Regions from separate parts of the Mus musculus genome. Here region 2 is linked to region 1. A link is a loop called in an ENCODE intact Hi-C map of the cell type or tissue named here. Cell type or tissue: heart. All regions are shown on one strand.

What was found. Peaks named below come from ENCODE experiments on the same cell type or tissue, not always from the same donor. Only the 100,000 strongest peaks of a DNase experiment are listed, where the experiment ranks them.
Region 2: a loop joins it to region 1, with 2.3 times the contacts of the local background. A loop is called at or near these places in 1 of 42 quality-filtered maps.

What each region holds. Positions count from the first base shown.
Region 1 is chr7:74,552,589-74,556,588 of GRCm38, forward strand. It overlaps Slco3a1 (solute carrier organic anion transporter family, member 3a1), which reads right to left and starts at 2,192. Exons shown (of 10, transcript NM_023908.2): 1 at 1,823-2,192. The coding sequence starts at 2,002. In heart, CTCF peaks have their summits at 1,663, 1,869, 2,572 (motif pointing right) and 3,027 (motif pointing right); DNase peaks (open chromatin) are centred at 1,693, 2,263 and 3,053; H3K4me3 peaks cover 3,273 bases; H3K27ac peaks cover 2,316 bases.
Region 2 is chr7:74,470,887-74,474,886 of GRCm38, forward strand. All of the region lies in intron 2 of Slco3a1 (solute carrier organic anion transporter family, member 3a1), which reads right to left. Among named protein-coding and RNA genes, the nearest start is that of Slco3a1, 82 kb to the right of the region's middle. In heart, no CTCF peak of the experiment used is centred here; no DNase peak of the experiment used is centred here; H3K27ac peaks cover 303 bases.

The DNA.
Region 1 (4,000 bases):
ACTTCCTTCTAAAACCCTAAGCCACTAGAAGTGCAAACTCCTAATCTCAGATGTTCATCATTCCTGGGATGATGAAGTCCAGCCTTGCTGTTTTTGCCACATGTGAATACCACACCCTTAATGGAGCCTGGTGTAAGGCAAAGAAGCTGTTAAACAGGAGCCAGCTGTTGATCGAATAAACTGCCTCTTTTTACACGAAGACCTGCTTAGATATAATTTAGTTTGCATATGCTTCGGTACGGAGTCACACTTATCAGTAGGAATGTGCATTTGCCTCTAGAGACACATGTAACTTCTAAGTGTTTTAACAGTCAAATCTCTTCTTTAAAAAAGCTGCTTCTCCAAACATCATCATCCTCACCAAGCAAAGGCCACAGTCTACAGCTTAGTATGACAACCACAGAGAAAAGGAATACGTTTGGGAAAACAGAATACTCAAATGTTCTTTTGGCCCCAGGGTTCAGGGACAATATTATACACAAGACAGAAATGGGGAGTTAAAAACTGTTTATCTGGGAAAGGGTGACAAAAATGCATACGATTTCTCAAATGCTCTACAGTTCAGTCACCCCAGGAACAGAATTGACTCTGTAGAGCCCCACCCCCACTTCCAAGTCACCACATAACTATCTTTAACCAAGCGCTATGTCCCTTCATCTTATTAGCCTGTAGGAGCCTTGGGAAACTGTTGAGAGTTCTGGCTACTCAGCGTCTGGCCCTCATTAACTTTAACCCTGGGCCAGGAATGAGGGATTCATGATAGCATCAGGATACACATAGCTCTATCTCTGGATGTGGTTATCCAACCGCTTTTGAAATCTTGTCCAATTCGATCTCCATCAAATGTGCTCACTAACACTTAAAATCTATGACATTTGATTCCAGTTTCAGGTCAATAGCCAAGTAATGATTTAACACTATCCACTCGAAGACATCTTTTCCTGGGTAGACAGAATAGGTCTGGAAGTGCACTGTCTGAAACTCAAGTGCGGACCACCTGAGCAAGACAGAAGAAAGCGACAAAGTAGGTACTTGGTAATCCTTACAAGTGGATTCCCTGGGCATAGTAGGTGTCCATGGGCCTTTGGGCATCAATAATCCCTTTCTGGAGACAAATAAAGCAAATACATATTGTACAGATGATCCACTCCCCGTGTGGGCGAGCGACCATGATGGGGAATTAAGGTAGAACTACAGAAACTCGCAGCTGCTCTCCAGGTACTATAACTTTATCCCTCCACAGAAAGATGGCTATTGGGATCTGGGTGGGACTAGTCCCCCTGCAGTTACCGCTGAGCTCAGGGCCACACTCGGGCGCCTTTTAAATTCCCCCAGCAATTGGTGGATGGAGAAAGAGCCAGGGGGAAAAAAGATGCATAATGATTCGTTCACCGGGCGGATGAAACGGAGAGTAGAGGACGCAGGATGCTAACTGGCTTTTCCTCCCATGTGCAGGTCACCTGAACCGCGATGCCTTCCAGTCTCTGAGGAGGCTCCCTGAACTCGCCATATGGCTCCGTTTTCAAGAGGGGAGAAGAAACAGTTTCATGCCCACCTGCCTGCGGCATCTCCTTTCAGGCACCCCTTCCCTAGCCCCTGCCCGGCGCGCGAGCTGCCGGCATCCACGGTCCCGCCCGCTCCGAGCTCCGGCCGGCAGCTCCCCCGGCGGCCGCCTCTGCACCAGTCGCCAACCTCCGTGCCGGGCCGAGGTCATGCCCGCCTGCCCCCGGAGCCGGCGAGGCCCCTTCCCGGTGCCAGGCGGCAAGCCCGAGAAGCGCCGGCAGGGAAGGGGGTCCGCCGCAGAGTTGGCACCCGGACTCACCAGGTAGGCGCCCACCGTACCCTGCGCCAGCATCAAGGCGCACTCAGACACCAGGAAGATCTTGATGTTGGAGAAGCAGGACACCTTCTTTTTCTTCTTCTTGTTCCTCTGCGCCTCGTCCCCCTGCAGCTCGCCGCTCCGGCCGCCGCCCGACGAGCCGCCCGGCTTCTTTCCCTGCATCCTTCCCCCGCCGCCGCCGCCGCCGCCGCTTTCCCGCTCGCCCCGGGTGTCGTGGCCGTTGCCGGGCGGGGGTGCGTGCCGCGAGGCTGCGTACTGTCCCCGCCCCGGGCCCGCGGCGGCCGCCCCCGTCCTGCCGCGGCTAGAGAGGTTGAAGGCTCCGCTCCTCGCTGCCGCCGCGCTAGCTCCCTTCCTCCTCCTCCTCCTTCTCCTCCTCCTCCTCCTCCGCCCTCCCTTCGCCGCCTCCTCCGGCTCGGGCTGTGCCAATCACAGGGACTCCTCGCGTCGCCCGCTGCTGCCGCCGCCTAGCCTCTCTCGGACTCTCGCCGTTGCCTTCACCGGCTTCCCCTGGCCCGCCGGCTTCGCTTGCCTTCACCCCTAGCGCCCCAAGCCCGGGCCGGGGCCTGATCGCCGCCTTGAGCCCCGGGCTGCGCCGCTACTGGCTGCGGGTGCGTCCCTGGGAGGCACGAGGGGACCTGCTTGGGGCACTAAGGGCTTGCTGATGGTCAAGGCCGGCGGGGTCTAACTACCCAGCGAAACTGCAAAATCCAGGAGTCCTGGTGGGGTAGGAGGCTGAGCGAGGAAGGTGCTACCCGGCCACTAGGAGGCATTGTGGGGCCCAGGGCACCAAGGCGGAAACTGGGTGGTACTAGGACTAGCAATGAGGTGCAGAGATGGGAGTATCCAGGCACCCTACTTCTAGTGCGGGTACCGGACTGCTAAGGCCGGAGAGAAGAAGCAATTTTCATAAAGAGAGTATCGCAGGAGCTGTATTCGGCTTGGTTTAGGGATTTCTAAGGACAGACGTTGTGCTCTGGGGCTCTGGAAGATGCCGAGATAGGAGCTGCCATTGGCTCCTTTGGTTTGCCAGCCTCTGCTCCTGCATTCAGTGGCTACTGGACATATCTAAACCGCCCATTCCCCGAAAATGGGAGAAAGAAACAGAACCTCTGAGAAGGGAAGTTAGAGCTTCAGGGAGTCTCACATCTTCCCCCAGCCTCCAAGTACAGGCAACTGCAGATCACAAGGACCCCAGCAGAGGGCCTTGTTTAGTTCTCCAGCGGCCTGCGGTTGGAGTTCAGGAAGGGATGAGCCACAAGCCTGCTGTGTCCCCACCCCTCTCCTGACTATTGTGGCCCTCCCTGGCTTGGCCTGAAGGTCAGCATGCAGCAGAGCCAATTGTCATCAGTCCTCCGCCCCTTGCTCCCCAGCATTCCCTAGGATTTTGGTCCACAAGGCGCCTCTGATAGGATGTACTGATTCAGGCAGCAGCGTTTGGAAGCTAAGAGAAAAGTGGATACGAACAGAAAATACCTAGCATTGTTGTCCACGTTAGTGATGGAGAAGCCAAAGCCTATTTGGAGAACTTTTCCTTGCTTTCCCAAGGGCCTATATCCCAATGCCAAGGCTTACATTCAATAGTGCATAGCAATTAGCACCGGCCATAATTTCTACTTTCTTCCAGAGAAATTGAGTAAGAATAGACGGTGGCACAGTGGGGGTGTGTTGTTTGCCTTACCATTTAAATATAAATTGCTTCATCCATCTGTCTTCCAGACATGACCTCACCTAGTCTTGGTGTGGTTTTCAATGTGCCTCCCCTTGTCTGGGGTACCTTCGGCCTAAATTACTCTCTGGCATCACTCTCTACAGTGTTCTTCTCTACCAGTGGTATTGTATCCTGGAGTTGTTAGGGTCAAAGCCTGTGTCCTGGCAGCCCTAAGAAGCTAGGCTCAGCCCCCTGTCTTCGGAATGCCAACTGAAGGAGCAAGTAACAAAAGAAGAGAAGAAAGATTATTCATTGTGGCTCCATTGGGAAGAAGAACAAATAGACAGGTCTAGTGATCTCCCCACTCTCTAACTGATTCTTCCATGTTCTGCATGAGCTTTAGGTACAAAAGGATATGAATCACTAAGTAGTCCAGGTCAAGGTACAGTCTTGCCCATCATTAACCCATCAACATCTGGGCTCCAGTCTGCTATGGGTGGTCTGACAAATTG
Region 2 (4,000 bases), 82 kb before region 1:
GAGTCCAAGAGACCTCCGAGTCGACAGCGGAGAACCCTCTTCACTATTGGAATGCAGCCGTTCCCACATTCTGACCAGTAAAGAAGATGCCATTCCAAAGATGGGTCCACAGCAGAATAAGTATAGGGTGAAGTGGGGCTTCCAAATCCCAGAGTGATCAATTTGTCCAGACATTTACAGCTACTAAGGGCATGTGATGTCACTCCAGGGACAGCCCAGAAAGACCAGGTTACTACATGCCAAATCTTTCATGGAACTTAGCGTTAGGGTGGAGTTATCACCACTAGCCTCCCTTTCTATATGCCTGGGTGATGTCAGTCACCATACACTTCACAGTTCCAGGTGGCAGGCTTCAGTAGGTGACGCTGTAATCCCACCATGCCTGAAGAACTTAATAAAGCGCCTACTCTTTTCTGCAGCTCTACCTCTGGCCTGGAGAAGGTCTCCTGAGCCTTCAGTCCAGCTCCACCTGGGTTCCTCTTTCTTTGACTCTCTGTTTGGCATCCCCCAGGGGGACACACCCTGTCCCAGAACTGTGGGTGCATTTTACTTATCTCCCCAGCAGCCCCGGTACACTTTTCCTGGGATGGGTTGTGACCTCAACAAGAACATATACCATGGGGGAAAAGCCAGAAAATTAGCACAGGCAGATGCTTTCTAACTTATGTTAGCTACTTCAGAAATATTGCCTTGTACTTGGATAAGAAGGGCAATCTTTGCAGGACTAAGGAAGTCTCCCTCTTAGTCTTTATCTGCAGGACGGTAAGTCCTCCCTAGGAGTACTCACTCAGTAACCATGAAGAGGGCACTCAAGACAGCTGTCACAAAGTAATGACAACTCCAGAGTGACACGGACCCACCCTGTCTCTAAATCTGAGGACCTCCCAAGGTTGCGGGTGCAGACAGATCTCCATATGAGATTTTACCCCCTCTCCCCTTCTGCAGCCAGCAGTTCACCCAAGGCTCCGGAAATGTCACAGAGTAGCATTGCCTGCGGGAGGAAACCTACCAACGAGAGAGCGCTGAAAAGACTGAATCAATACGTGACAACTGTAATTCTCAGTGCTATAATTACACAGCATTTCTCGGGCTCCTCAGAGTCACTCCATTGATTTCAGCAAAGTGTATTTGCTGCATCCCAAACACAGCTGCAAGCCCAGCTCTGCACTCCCATCTCCCCTTCATTGATCTTAAAAATAATACCCAGGTACAAGGGGCTTCAGAAAGCAATCTTGCAGCTTTGGCCTCTGTGGTTTTGCTAGGCGATTCATTATCCACTTTGTTCTACCTTACCCAGAACCATTCTGACTCTCAGACAAAAGGTAAAGGTGAACCCCATGTCTCTGTCCTCAGCTCCTCCCTCAATTCCTCCCTCAGCTCCTCAGCTCCTACTTCGTGCCAGGAACTCACCTGAATACTAGCTACTGAGGCAAAGATGCAATTAGTCTCTGGTGGAGTTTCTGAGGCACAAGCCAATCTTGGTGGTCTGCAGAAGCTATGATTGGTGTGGTGAACAATGAAAGTTCAAAATGTAGAATGAAGGCAAAGCCCAGGATGAGGGGAGATGTTTAGGAACTTGGTTGTTAGACAATATTAACAAGTCAATAAAAAGAATTACTTATATTTGTCAATGGCATAAAGGCAGGAAGGGGGCCTCGGTGAGTAAAGTCTTTGCTTTGCAAACATGGGGATCCCCAGCTACCACCAAGAATCCATGGAAGAGAAGCAGGCCACAGTGGCACAAACTTTTAATTTCAGCACCAGTGAGGCACTTCCCTAGGACTTTCTGGGCACACTTGGCAAGGTACAGGCTAGAGAGAAATCCTGCCTTCTGAGAAATGACAGTCAAGGTTGTCTTTCCAGACATACATGATCCTGTCCATGCCAGCCTGAACACACATGAACACACACATATGTACAAAATAAATAAAGGATTTGGATGGACAGTTTTTTCCAGGAAAATATAGATATGTCAAATAATCTCATAAAGTGATGTTCAATATCATGAAGGTTATGCAAATGCAAACCACTTCACACAGCAACAGCAGAAACACACGGGATGACAACAGTGACACTCCAGATGACAGGAATCAGGGATTCCAAGGCTGAGAAGGAATTAGAAGCTTGCCACAGGACAACTGGAAATGTAAAATGGTGTGGTTACTGTGGATGACAGGCAGCCACTCAGAAGACAGAATTACACCACTGGACAGTTTCATCAGTCCTGTGTGTCTACACAGGACTGCACAAAAGGGGTCAGGGTTGTATTCATTTGAAAAGATTTTATTTTATAAGTGTGTGTGTGTGTGTGTGTGTGTGTGTGTGTGTGTGTGTGTGTGTGTGTAGTTATCAATGGAGTCCAGAAAAAGATGTAGATCATGACTTATATCACATTAAAAGTATGTATATGTAAGAATCCACCCTCATCTTGAAAGCCATCTCACCCCCAGGCAACCATGGGAACTGAATGACATGAGAACACATATAAGAGCGTAAGCTTCTCTGTCAGGTGAAGACAAATGAAGAGGAACAGTTCTACAGGCTGGAGATTAGCTGCCTGTCACTGGAGACTCACAGGGTAGCTTCGTGGCTGGTAGCCCCCAAGATGTGTGGCATCAGATCACTAAAGCAGAATTAGCATCTGGCTCACCATGAACTTCAACAGTGTCAAAGACAGTCAGGTAACGACACATTCACCAATGCTCACGCCAAAGGCAGGAGACAGGAACCAGAGCTGTCAGAAACGTTGTGAAGTAACAGACACAAACGAAGTCAGACAAAATTAGTATCTGTCTCCTGTCGAGGAAGAAATACCAGGAGGTGTGTGGAACACGGGAATTCAAATGCATTAGTTACAAACTAGGAACCTTGGAAAGCTACAAAGAATGACCTAGGTCATAGACTTGATGTCAGAACCCCACAGGATTCATATGTGTGTGTGGGGTACACCCTACCTCTCTTCACAGCACCCTCTACAGTAGTCCCTGTACTTCTCTGTGGCTGCCACATGGATTAGGGGCCCCACTGTTCAAAATTTAAAATGGAGGACCAGCATCAGGTTGGCTGCCTTGATTTACATAGATTAGGGACCCCACTTGTTCAAGGTTCAAAATGGAGGGCAAGCAGCAGGTTGGTCAGTTCCCCCAAATGACTTGAAAACCTATGATCTTAGTAATTGTCTCCTTTTCTCAGTATCAATAACCTGAGTCACAATAACACATATTTTTCTGTCAAGACTTATTTATGCCTCTCCTGTGAGTATTTACTTGGGAAAACACAGGAGTGGGACCTGAAACCTCCCCCCACCCCAACCCCACCCCCATATTCCTAACTAATGATGCCTGCCATCCTTCTTGATGGTGCCACACGACAGTACGCCTTCAGGACTTGGAGGTTATAAGAAGGAAAGGGGTACTTGCAGCATATCATATCTGTTTTTGGGCTTTATCTTTAACTCTCAAAAGCCTTGCATCTCCTAGAGGCCAACCACCAAGAGAACGCAGTGGTGAGAAAGATGGCCCAGAATAAAGGCTACCATTGTCAAGAGCCAGGGCCTTCTACTAACTTGCTGGCTCATTTATTAAATGTGTAGATAGTTTGCAAAGGAAGGAAAAAACCCTTCCCTTCTTATCTCCGTTTGGCGATATATCTGCCAGTGAGGTCTTCACAGCCAAACAAGAGCTCTCCCTTGGAACTGGAATGGATGTCGTCAACTAGACAGCTGCCACTTTCTAGAGTTTGGTGGGCACAGGGGACTTGCCAACAGCTCTGTCGGGTACAAATCCAGGAGAGCATTCCACATTGTAAAGACTAAGCAGGGATCGCCAAGTCACCTGCAAGCATGGGGCACAAGCATGAAGGCCATGGGGGTAGATGTGGGGTAAAAAGAGAAAGCCTGCCTCAGATGGGACATAGCCACTCCCTGTCTTCAGCATGCCGTTCCAGAGAAGCCAAGATCAGAGGGAGTCTAGAAGCAGATTCTGAGATGCACTAAAAGAAA